Regions from separate parts of the Homo sapiens genome. Here region 1 is linked to region 2. A link is a contact called in ENCODE Hi-C or POLR2A ChIA-PET data. All regions are on one chromosome and are shown on one strand. The core of a region is the stretch at or near the end of the contact, and the rest is flanking DNA. Distances in the headings are between cores, read along the strand shown.

Evidence for each region. Hi-C counts contacts between places; a loop is a spot of excess contacts on that map. ChIA-PET counts read pairs that join two places held with the same protein, here RNA polymerase II (POLR2A). Pooled maps may share reads with other maps.
Region 1: POLR2A ChIA-PET joins it to region 2 with 27 read pairs in WTC11. The contact joins the promoter of LINC02689 here to the promoter of BRSK2 in region 2. A Hi-C loop is called at or near these places in 4 of 168 maps with a recorded cell type or tissue (CD4-positive, alpha-beta T cell, dorsolateral prefrontal cortex, heart left ventricle and 1 more), 1 of 37 single-sample maps with no recorded cell type and 5 of 50 pooled maps. POLR2A ChIA-PET finds 5 or more read pairs at or near these places in 9 of 52 experiments (A549, Caco-2, H1 and 5 more).

Annotation. Positions count from the first base shown.
Region 1 is chr11:1,348,422-1,354,272 of GRCh38, forward strand. It overlaps LINC02689 (long intergenic non-protein coding RNA 2689), which reads left to right and starts at 1,886. Exons shown (of 5, transcript XR_930972.2): 1 at 1,886-2,341. RefSeq lists enhancers at 153-705, 4,986-5,733.
Region 2 is chr11:1,388,216-1,394,414 of GRCh38, forward strand. BRSK2 (BR serine/threonine kinase 2) reads left to right here and starts at 1,719. Exons shown (of 20, transcript NM_001256627.2): 1 at 1,719-2,160. The coding sequence starts at 2,070. RefSeq lists a silencer at 1,116-1,485.

The sequences.
Region 1 (5,851 bases), core at 636-3,135, 40 kb before region 2:
AGAACCACCAGCCACCCACTGCTTAAGCAGAAAGAGTGCCAGGAACGCTTGTGACTTTCCCCCATCCTCACCTCCACTTCCAAACAATGCTGGGGACCAAGCAGGGGTCATGACCCAGATTCTGTGTTTCTGGCTAATGATTAGTTGGGAGTTCCTTTGGAATAAAACCCCAAGTCCTTGCCACAGCTGGCAGGAGCCTGTTCTGCAAACCGCACCCCCTTCTACGTCACCCTCTCTCTGTATCACAGGGCCCCTCTCTGGTCCTCAGACACTGTGGGAGGCTGGAGGGATCAACCCCAGCCCTCTCTTCCCTACCCACCTTCTGAACTAAATGAAAAGCAAGACTCTGCATGAGCACAGGGGGCCAAGCTGGGTCCTACATGTGGATCAGGCTGGGCGGCCGACCCTGGTCGTGGGTGGGCCGACCCGTGTGGGGAGCTTGGGGAGGGCGGCATCCTTCCGCCCGGGAGGGGAGATTAACTCACACACACAAAGCACTAGCTGGTGGCAAAGGACATGCTTTATCATATACGGCAGAGCCATGTGGGCACCGAGAACCCGAGAAAAACCCAGCTCCCCATGAGAAGTGTGTCTGTCCAGCGTCTGGGGGAGGGGCGTGTGGTCCTCAGGAAGGCCATGCAGGGCGCCCACCCGGAGCTCCCCGGGGATGGCCTCTGCGTGCGGCCTCATGACCTTGTGACCTGGGTCTGGCTCTCAGGAGCACCAGGCAGGCAGGGAGGGCATGCCCTGGAGGAGCCCTGCCTGTGGCCGCATTGCCGTTAGAATTTCAATGAGGGGCACTCAGTTTGATGGATGACTCCTGCGGCCCTGGAGGCCTGAGGCCCCACCTGCTCCGTCTGCTCGGGAGACACAACGTCTTGACTCGGCCTCTGTCCCTTTGTCCTCCCTGCCAGGCCTGCCAGCCCTGCGCTGTGACTCTGCCCTGCAGGCCGGGGGGCCGGGTAGACACCCCTCAGGAAGAAAAGCCTCTGCCTGGAGCCGCTAGCCTGTGCTGGGGGGGGCTTGGAGACCCCAGGGTGTGGGCTTCGGGGCTGCAGATGGCCCAGGCGCTGACCCAAATTCAGTGCTCTCGGGGGTGGGTCTGTGTGTCCCTCCACTGGGCCTCTGGACCAGAACCTTCCGGGGACTCCAGCTTCCCTCTGAGACGTCTCGGCCGACCCAGCCCCTCCTATGCGGCGGCCAGCCTGGGGCCCAGTGGGTAGATTTGCTCCTGTACCATCTCAGGGCCGGTGCCCTGCGGAGGGAGAGGCGCTGTCTGTCAAGCCTCACTCTCTCCTGGCGAGGGCTCTGGTTTTCCAGCCACGTCGCTGCATGGAGAGCAACGCACAAAGACAGGGTCTCAGAGGCCACCTGTGCCCACCCTGGTCCTGCCGGATAACTCCTCCCTTCCCTCTTCTCCGGCAGTCAAAGCCCCCGACAGAGGGAACGATGGCCCCGGGGGACACAGCTCCTTTCCCCAGCTGTTCCCAGAGCACAGCTGGCTTCAGCCTGGGTGCAGCCACATCTTACGGGTCCAGCCCGAGTCCGTCCATTTCTGAGGGTCCTGCTGCCCTCCCCTACCTGCCCCCATGCTCCGCAGAGCCCTGCAGAATGAGAGGGTCCTGGACCTGGCTCCTCTGCCTGGGAGAATCTGACGGCTCCGGGTGCAGTCGTAGCCCCAGGAGAGGCCCTGGCGCCCTGACCCCCGGCAGGCAGCGAGGCTGATGTGGGAGGGCGAGGCCGCCCCGCCCTGGCTCTGACAACCCTCCCTGCACTGCTGCCCAACCCTCTCCCCATGCCTCCTCCACCTCCCCCAGGGTTGGCCTGGGAGCCTCCTCCGCTTCCCCCAAGGTTGGCGCCCGGGAGCCGTGCTCTGGGACCACACTCCTCTTTGGCTCTGGGAATTTCTCCTCCCACGTGGAGGCCCCCACAGCAGTGGACACCACCCAGCCAGGCCCACCTGACCGGTCAGGCTCAAACCCTCTGGTACCCGCCCCACCCATAGGACCAGGTGTAAACCAGGCAGCGACACCCCAGACGTGTGGTCTTGGTCAGCTCCCCTGGGCTCCTCTCCCTCCAGCTGGCCCTTCTCTGCCCAGGAAACAGTTTTCTGAAGAGTTCTCCGTTCTCGAGCCTTCCAGCTGCGTGGGAGAGAGTTGACCCCAAGGCTGGGACCACAAGAGGCCAGGGAGGGTGGGCCTGGGATCTGCAGCTCACGGGCTGTGTGACTGTGGGCACGAGATTTCATTTCCTGATTCATAAAGGTGGGGACCGATCAAAGCTACTCCTTGGACCTTTGTGAAGATTAAATGAGTTCAACACGGAGCATTCTTGACCCATGGTGAGTGTCGTAAAACGCTGGCCACTGTAATTTTTCATTTTCCCTTCGGCATTATGACAATATATCCCCAATGGCATAGGATTTTAAGTGAATGTACCGTAATCTGCCCAACCATTCTTTTACTGTGGACACTTGAGTGATTTCCAATCATGTTTACTCTCATTTGTTTTCTTTTTCTTTTTTTTTTTTTTTTGAGATAGTCATGCTCTGTTGCCCAGGCTGGAGTGCAGTAGTGTGATCTCAGCTCACTGCAACCTCTGCCTCCCGGGTTCAAGTGATTCTCCTGCCTCAACCTCCCAAGTAGCTGGGACTACAGGAACACACCAATGCACACAGCTACTTTTTTTTTAACTTTTAGTGGATACGGGGTTTCACCATGTTGTCCAGGCTGGTCTCAAACTCCCAACCTCAGGCGATCCGCCTGCCTCGGCCTCCCAAAGTGCTGGGATTACAGGTGTGAGCCACTGCACCCAGGCTAGTAATATTGACTCTTAGGCTAGTAATATTGACTCTTAGAGCTAACACTCTAACATGGAAAGGAGAAAACAATTGTTTCTCCTTAGGGATTGTTTCCTTAAAATTTGGCCCAGAAACTATAATCCTGAGTCAAATGGTGTCGATGTTCTCATTATCCTGGAAGAATCACGCTGACCTTGGCTTTAAAAGGTTGAATCACCTCGGACTTGCGAACGGCAACGGGTCTCTCACAGAAGCTCGGCCGCACTGGAATATGCAGATGTGTTTGTTTTCATTAGTATTTCTGTGTTTTACCATTTTTCTGAGCTTACTAATTATGTGTTTTACCGATTTTTCTGAGCGTACTAATTATGTTCTATTTAAATGTTCTCTGTGTACTGATCTGTTGCAAATGTAATTTGTAATTACCGGGATCACCCTCAGTGTGATGTGAGGTCTGATCTCCAACCTCTATGCCTCACTGCCTTTGAGAAATGACCTGTTGTTCCTGACACTCTTGCGAGGTGGGTGGATTAAACCCTCTGCCTCTGCTAGCTTTTCTCCCAGGTCTCACACCTGGACCCCCCACCCCCACCAACTCCCCTCCCAGGCCTCCCACCCAGACCCCCACTCCCCTCCTAGGCCTCCCACCTAGACCCCTGCCCCCACCAATTCCCCTTCCAGGCCTCACACCTGGACCCCCACCCCCACTGACTCCCCTCCCAGGCCCCATGCCTGGACCCCCACCAACTCCCCTCCCAGGCCTCATACCTGGACCCCCCACCCCCACCAACTCCCCTCCCAGGCCTCACACCCGGACCCCCACCCACTCCCCTTCTAGGCCTCCCACCTAGACCCCTGCCCCCACCAATTCCCCTTCCAGGCCTCACACCTGGAACCCCACACCCACCAACTCCCCTCCCAGGCCTTACACCTGGACCCCCACCCCCACTGACTCCCCTCCCAGGCCCCATGCCTGGACCCCCACCCCCACCAACTCCCCTCCCAGGCCTCACACCTGGACCCCCCACCCCCACCAACTTCCATCCCAGGCCTCACACCTGGACCCCCACCCCCACCAACTCCCCTCCCAGGCCTCATACCTGGACCCCCCACCCCCACCAACTCCCCTCCCAGGCCTCATACCTGGACCCCCCACCCCCACCAACTCCCCTCCCAGGCCTCACACCTGGACCCCCCACCCCCACCAACTCCCCTCCCAGGCCTCACACCCGGACCCCCACCCACTCCCCTTCTAGGCCTCCCACCTAGACCCCTGCCCCCACCAATTCCCCTTCCAGGCCTCACACCTGGAACCCCACACCCACCAACTCCCCTCCCAGGCCTTACACCTGGACCCCCACCCCCACTGACTCCCCTCCCAGGCCCCATGCCTGGACCCCCACCCCCACCAACTCCCCTCCCAGGCCTCACACCTGGACCCCCCACCCCCACCAACTTCCATCCCAGGCCTCACACCTGGACCCCCACCCCCACCAACTCCCCTCCCAGGCCTCACACCTCGACCCCCCACCCCCCACCCCTCATCCCCACTGACTCCCTTCCCAGGCCTCACACCTGGACCCCCCACCCCCCACCCCCACCAACTTCCATCCCAGGCCTCACACCTGGACCCCCACCCCCACCCCTCATCCCCACCGACTCCCCTCCCAGGCCTCACACCTGGACCCCCACCCCCAATGACTCCCCTCCCAGGCCTCACACCTGGACCCCCACCCTCACCCCTCATCCCCACTGACTCCCCTCCCAGGCCTCACACCTGGACCCCCACCCTCACCCTCATCCCCACCGACTCCCCTCCCAGGCCTCACACCTGGACCCCCATCCCCTACCCCTCATCCCCGCCGACTCCCCTCCCAGGCCTACACCAGGTCCCCCACCCCCTCTTGCCTGTCACAGTGCCTCCTGGAACATGGAACCCCTCTAGCAACTCCCTAATTTTCTTCTATTCATAGCAAATTGTCTCAAAAAATGTGTCTACACCCACCATCCAAGACCCTGCATCCAAGACGCCCCATCCAAGACCACCCCCTCCTCTAGTCACTATATGACCACCTCTCTGCATCTCATTTCCTCAGCCACCCCTGCTGGTCCTGGGTCTGGACTCAGCATGGCCGTGGCTGCACGTGGCTCTTCTCCCCCTTTCCCAGGGCTCTTTCCAGCCCACGGAGCAGAGTGCCACCTCCCTGCCTACCTCAGCCCCAGTTCCCTCAAAGGGCAAACGTTCCACCTGCCGACCCATTTTCCTGCTTTGGGCCGGCCAGGGCCAGGCCTGGTCTTCCCAGCCCTACTGCGGTGCCCGACCCACAGGACAGCCTGGGGGGCATCAAGCCCAATGCCTCTGAGAGCCTGTGAGTGAGTGGCCTCCATGGTGCTGGGGCCGCTCCAGCCGCCTTGCTTGGCCCCCGGGCCTCCCTTCAGGATCTAGATCACACCCAGACACCCGTCCCTGCCTCTGCCCCAGCACCTCCGCCTGGAATGTGAATCCGCAGCTACCTGTGGAGCCGGCGCCTTCTCTCCGTCCTTCTCACACTGAGGGGCACCCCCAGAGAGGTCACCATGGCCCGAACGTCTATCCCCAGAAATTCTTCTGTTGAAACCTTCACTGCCAAGGTGATGCTATTGGGAGGAGGGGCCTTTGGGCGGGTCTGGCCGTGAGGGTCGGCCTCGTAAATGGATTAGTGCCCAGACAAAAGGGACCTCAGAGAGCCCCTCACCGCTTCATTACGTTCGGATGTGGCCAGGAGGCGCTGGCTGTGAACCACAGTCTGCCGGGGCCTGTTAGACTCACAGTCTCCAGAGCTGTGAGCTAAATGTCGGTTGCTTGAAGCCGCCGACGGGGGTGTTTTGCTGTGGCGGCCGGAGTGGCAGAGACTGGGGAGATCCTGGCCACAAAAGCGGCAGGGCCTGCCCCTCCAGTTCCTGTCTAAGCCATCACCATAGGTGCATCCTTCACCACCTGCCTGCTGCCCTGCTGGGCCGTTCTCTGCCTTCCAGACGTGAACGTGAGTGCGAGGGTGGGCACAGCCTGCA
Region 2 (6,199 bases), core at 469-2,968:
CCAGACCTCACTGCTTGACAGTTTCTCCAGCTGGAGGTCCCAGTCTACATTCAGCTAAAAATGTCTGCTGTCCCCACTCACAGCAGCAGCAGCGGGGGAAAGGGGAGTGCCCTCTGCCTCTGTCCCATGCTCTCAGCCCCCCTCCCCTGCCCCCACTGGTGGGGCCCTGATTGCTCATGCTCAGAGGCCCCAGAATTGGGTAGGGAGGACCCTTAGTCCACAGCATTTGAAGGGAAGCAGGGCGGGCGGGTGCAGGCCGAGAGTGGACAGGTGCTTTGGGGCCCACTCCCCTCCCCAGCTGGAAATACAGACAGCCCAAAGAGCAGGAGGGCGCACTGGGAAGACCCCGCAGTTTCCTGAGCTCATACGGGCTTACCAGCGTGGGGAGCGGACCACGGTCAGCAGCAGTGTGTGGCAGAGCCCGCAGGGGAAACGTTGCCCGCAGACCATACACGGGCAAGATCTGGGACCCCCACTTCTGCAGCGTTCCGGGTCTCCCTCACCTCTCCCCTCCCACCACCTTCTGCAGCACGGGCTTAAGGAAATACCAGTGTTTTTCTGCAAAGAAACAGAGGGTCCGTCCAGGTCTGGCTGCCTCTTCGGCTGCCTGTGTTTAGACCTCCAAAGGCTGCTCCCGGCAACCCCTGCCCAGCTGCTCAACCTGAAAGAGGGGTCGGTAGCAAGGGCCGGGAGGCGCCAGGGCGCTGCGGCCGGATCCCAGGTGAGTTCCTTGACTCCGCGCCGCGCAGGTCACTGTGGCATAACTGGGAAAACCGCCGCTTCTCCCTCGGGAGCGGAGGCGGAGGGCCACGTCCTCCCTGGGGGTGCACAATCTCTGCTTGGACAACGCCCGCGTGCAGTAGCCCCACAGACTCCCATGCAGCCCCCCCGCCACGTGTGCCGCATCCGCGCCCTGCATGCAACACCCGCCCCCTCCAGCGCAGCATGCCCCTCGCTGGCGTGCAGCACCCCCCATGTGTGCAGCACCCCTGCCCCGAATACAGCACCTCTCCCCAGTACAGCACTCCCGCCCCGCATGCAACACTCGCCCCCCTCCAGGGCAGCATCCCCATCCCCCGCGCGTGCAGCACCCCCTCGAGGGGCGGGAAACTCTTTGGGACACCCGGGGTCACGCCCTGCAGGGTAAAACCCCCGTCCAGGGCAGCCATCTGCACCCCCTCGCCATGGGCCCACTGCCTGCTCCGTCCCGGGATGCGCCTTAATGGCGGGTCGGGCGGCAGCGGGAGCTCTGCTGCCTGGTGGGACCGGACGTGGCAGCCGGCGGGCTGGAGGCTCCCAGGTCCCGGCCTCGCCCTGGCCTCGCCTCGCCCCCTAGAGTCTCCCCGAGCGCTCGTAGCGGCGGGGCGGGGTGGGGAGGCGCTGATTGGCCGGCGCGGGCACCGCTTGCCGCCGCCACGGCATCCCGCTGCGTTCGTACAGGCTCGTGTCGACTCGGCTCCGTTGCGCGGCCCGGCTCGGCTCCCCTCAGCTGCGCTCGACTCCGCTGTTCGGCTCGGCTGTTCGGCTTGGCTACAGGGCTCGGCTGTTCGGCTTGGCTACATGGCTCGGCTGCGCGGCTCGGCTCTGTTCGGCTCGGCTCGGCTGCTGGGCTCGGCTGTTCGGCTCAGCTGCGCGGCTCGGCTCGTCTCGGCTCTGTTCGGCTCGGCTCGGCTGCTGGGCTCGGCTGTTCGGCTCAGCTGCACGGCTCGGCTCGGCTCGGCTCGGCTCGGCTGCGCGGCCGCTGACGGGCGTGCGCTGGGGGCGCGGGGCGCGGGGCGCGGGCCTCGGCGGCGGCGGCGGCGGCGGCGGCGGAAGCCAGGTGCCCCCGCCCGCCCTGTCCTCTCGACGAGGCGGAGGCGTCGCCGCGGGCCAGGCCTCGGACTGCCGCGTCGGAGTGGACGCGGGGGGCGGCGGCGCGGGCGGACGCGGGCGGCGCGAAGCAGCGGGGCCCGCGGGGGCGCCCCGGCCGGGTCGGCGCGGACGGCACTCGGCGGACGCGGGCGGACGCTGGGCGGCCCCTCCCTGCCCGCGCGCCCGGGCGCCCCTGGCCGGCGCCGGGCCCCAGAGCGATGACATCGACGGGGAAGGACGGCGGCGCGCAGCACGCGCAGTATGTTGGGCCCTACCGGCTGGAGAAGACGCTGGGCAAGGGGCAGACAGGTGCGTGCGGCCGGGGCGGGGACCGGGGCCGGGGAGGCCGCGCTGGCAGCGCGCTGGGTGGGGGGCGCCCGAGGGAGGCCCCGGCCGCGAAGCCGCAGGCCCGGCCCGGGCCCCGGCCGCGAACAATGGGCGGCCCGTGCGCCCCCGTCCGCTCGTGCGCCCCGGTTCCGCCGCGGATCCCGCAGGCCGCTTGGCTGCGGTCGGCCGGGCGCGGCCCAAGGACACGCGGCGCGGCGCGGGGCGCGCAGGCGGACAGGGGCGCACGGGACGGCGCCCCTCGGGCCCCGCTGCAGGTGCGCGGCCCGGGCCGCATTGTGCGCCCCAGCGACCGGGCCCATTGTGCCGCGGGAGGAGGGGGCCGCGCGGGCGCCCATCTGCCGTCTGCCGCGGCCGCGCTAATAGGCGTGCTGCCCGAGCAGCTGCGCCCCCGGCGGGACTCCCACCTCCGCGCGCCGGCCACCGGGGCCTCCGGGCAGGCCCGATCTCCCTCCGCGGTGGGGGCGGGAGAGTGCGGGGACCTGCAGAGGGCTGGACAGCGCCTTGCGCTGCTCCGGCTCGGGCTCGGGCGGGCGGAGCGTCTGTGACCTGCATTCCCACGGGGCAGGGAGAGGCCATTGGTGCTGGGACCAGAAGTGCGTGGGACCTGACCCGTGGAGCAGCCCCGCGGCCTGCCGGTGGAGGGGGCTTCCCGGTGGGGCCTGGCTGTCATTCTAGGGAACAGGCCGGGTCCCTGCGGGGCCGAACCCAGGCCAGAGGCAACCCAGCTACCCTCGCATGTGGCCAACTCTCCCCGGCCCGCTGGGTTTGGCTAGCCCTTCATCTGGTCAGGCACATTCACAGAGTCGCCTTTGTGGAGGCTGGGGCTCAGCCATTTTCTTTCTTCTCTCAGGACCGGCCTGTCTCTTGGTGTCCCCGAGGTCCCACGGCACTGCCTCTCCCTTCCAATCCGAGAAGTTCCTTAGACCCGGGCGGGCAGGGGTGGAGGGAAGGAGGAGGAGAGCGCTGGTGCAGGGTGGAGGCTCAGCCCCTCACGGCTGCACAGAGGAGGAGCTGGGAGGTGGCGTTGGGGAAAGAAAGTGGGCCAGGCCCAGGCTCTTGGGGGAGGGCCGTGGCTGTGATGTAACTACGGCAGAGCTGCAGGAAGGGGTTTAGACTGAGGGGTTCAGGGGAGCTGCCTCACCTTGGGTGCACAGCCTTCCGCCACCCGCCACGGCACGGAAGGGCCCCTGGCCACAGGGCAGGACCTGGGCAGGTGGGGTGGTGCAGCCTGGGTTGGAGAAGGAGGTGGCATTCAGCCCATGTCACCTGAGTTCAAAATTCTCGTCTTTCCCGGAAAGAAAAACTAGTGTGTGAAATCCGTGGTGAAGGAGGGGCCCAGGGCAGCAGGATGCAGGAGTCAGTGAGATAATCCAATTACGGTCCCAATAAAATGTTATTATAAGGAAACATCTGCGTGTAAATGAAGACACGATGAGTTATGTGCTGTGCGCGGCCTCGGTGGGTAGGGGCTGGTCTCCACTCTTCATGGCATTCTGCTGGCGGCAGTTAATTACGGGAGGTTTCCACTGTAATTAACAGTAATGAATACAAAAGGATGGGCTGTGTGTGTCTACAACGTGCTGAGAGAGATATTTAGAAAACAGCTCGAGGGGGGGCACAAAGCGGCCCCTCTCTCCCGAGTTATGACGGGCAGAGCGCAAGCGTGTCACCGGGAGGGCCCTGGAGAAGGCCACCATTTCTGTGCGTCTTCTGTTGCTGCTGCTGAAGGGTCACCAGGAGTTGGGTGGACATGGGGCCTGGAGTGTGTGTGCTGGGCCACTTGGCACCAGATGCCAGGAGAGCTGCCAGGTCCCAAGCTCAAGAGGGAGATAGGCTTCCTGCCAGGAGACCTCCGTGGGAGAACGGGAGGCTGGGCTTCTGGCCGCCACCACCCGAGGACGATCTGATCCTGCCGTTGAGAACGCTTCTCCTTCCAGGGACCTGGCCACAGGGGAGCTGTGGAGGCCTTGCTTGGGGGGCCATTGGTGTGGACGCGACTCCAGCCCCTTCCCCGTGTCTGTGGCTGGCAGCTTTGTTTGGCCCTCTCTGTTCATCTCTCTCAGCCTGAGACCTTGGAAGGAGGAGCTGCTCGACTTGAGGTGGCCACTGAGAGGGAGGTGGTCAGTGGCAGTGGCAGTGAGCCTTGTGGTGCCACGAGAGCCCTTCCACCCGGCTGACCCAAGCTGGGGCCTGCTGGACGGTGGGCCAAAGATGTGGTCCGAAACCTGCCCTTGGGGAGTCTGGCCGTGTGGGGAGGGGAGACCACGCAGCACCCCCACCGGGGCCTGGAGGACGCCCTTCTAGACGCCGCAGGGTCCGGTCGGCTGTCTTCTTCTGCCTTTCAGCGTGAGCGCTGCATGGTCTCACCTGTACGGCACCTCCCTGTCTTGTTGGGTCTGTGCGTCCTGCAGGGCCAGTGTGGCTGTAGGGTCGTCCTTCTGCATGGGGCGTCCTCTGCACAGCTCCCCTCGGTGGCTGTGGGGGTTGCCTTCAGTGGTCTCACTGCCGGTGCCAGGCACCAGGTGAAGCCGTCAGAGCACTGAGCATCTGTGGAAGCCTCCTCGCCGGCTGCTTGGTGGTTTCTGGCCAAGACTTAGGGGGATGTAGGCTGGGGTTGGGGTGGGAACCCACCTGCAAAGGTGCTGCCTTAGCTTTTCTTGGGGCTGAGAAAGGCTTGTGTAGCCTCATCTGAGCTTGACCCCTGCAGAGATGCCGAGACACAGTCCCTGCCAGCAAGGGCAACCATGGAGGTTGGAGGGCGCAGACACTCCGAGTTGGAGCATGCAGGTCCAGGAGGGTGTGTGGCACGGGCTGGGTGGCTTTTGTCCCTGCGCGCCTTTGTCCCTGTGCCCCATCAGTACGTGGAGCAGGGCACCTTCTTGCCCAAACCTCGGCTTAGCTCCTGAAATCTGGGAGGCCTGGGAGGGCCCTGTGGGAGGAGCTGGAGAACCTCGGGCCCTTGGAGCTGTTCTTGGGGGCAGGCGGGTGGGCTGCATGGGACGATGAGGGGCCTGCCTTCGGGAATCCTCTGTCTGGGGGGCGGGAGAAAGGAATAATGGCCGCGATAGGGCTCCCTGCGAGGGAACGAAGGAGCTAGGATGAGGGGCTGCCCTGCAGCTCACCTGGCAGTGTTCACCTGCTGTGGCGTGGGGGAGGGACCTAGGCTGCCAGGGACCTGGGGCCGCCCCTCCATGTTCTCAATGGCCTTTAGGAAGGTTGAGCCCTGGTGGCTGCCAGGGTGGAGAGGGGTCCTGGGATGGGAGGAGTCATTGAAGATGGAACAGGTGAGGGGAGGGAGAGCCTGTGCCTGGGAGACCCTGGGGGTGACCCCAGGCCCAGAAGCTGGAGGCAGATGTGGAGGGGAAGGAAGCTGGTCTGAGATGGGGTCTGTTTAGAAAGTTGAGCAGGACGGGCAGCGATGGGCTGTGGTGTGCAGGTCCCTGGAGATGGGCCATGGAGATGGGTCCTGGAGATGGGTCCTGGAGATGGGCCCCTGGAGATGGGCCATGGAGATGGGTCCTGGAGATGGGTCCTGGAGATGGGTCCTGGAGATGGGTCCTGGAGATGGGCCATGGAGATGGGTCCCTGGAGATGGGCCCCTGGAGATGGGCCATGGAGATGGGTCCTGGAGATGGGTCCTGGAGATGGGTCCTGGAGATGGGCCATGGAGATGGGTCCCTGGAGATGGGCCATGGAGATGGGTCCTGGAGATGGGTCCTGGAGATGGGCCATGGAGATGGGCCATGGAGATGGGTCCTGGAGATGGGCCCCTGGAGATGGGCCATGGAGATGGGTCCTGGAGATGGGCCCCTGGAGATGGGCCATGGAGATGGGTCCTGGAGATGGGTCCTGGAGATGGGTCCTGGAGATGGGCCATGGAGATGGGCCCCTGGAGATGGGCCCCTGGAGATGGGCCATGGAGATGGGTCCTGGAGATGGGTCCTGGAGATGGGCCATGGAGATGGGCCATGGAGATGGGTCCTGGAGATGGGCCCCTGGA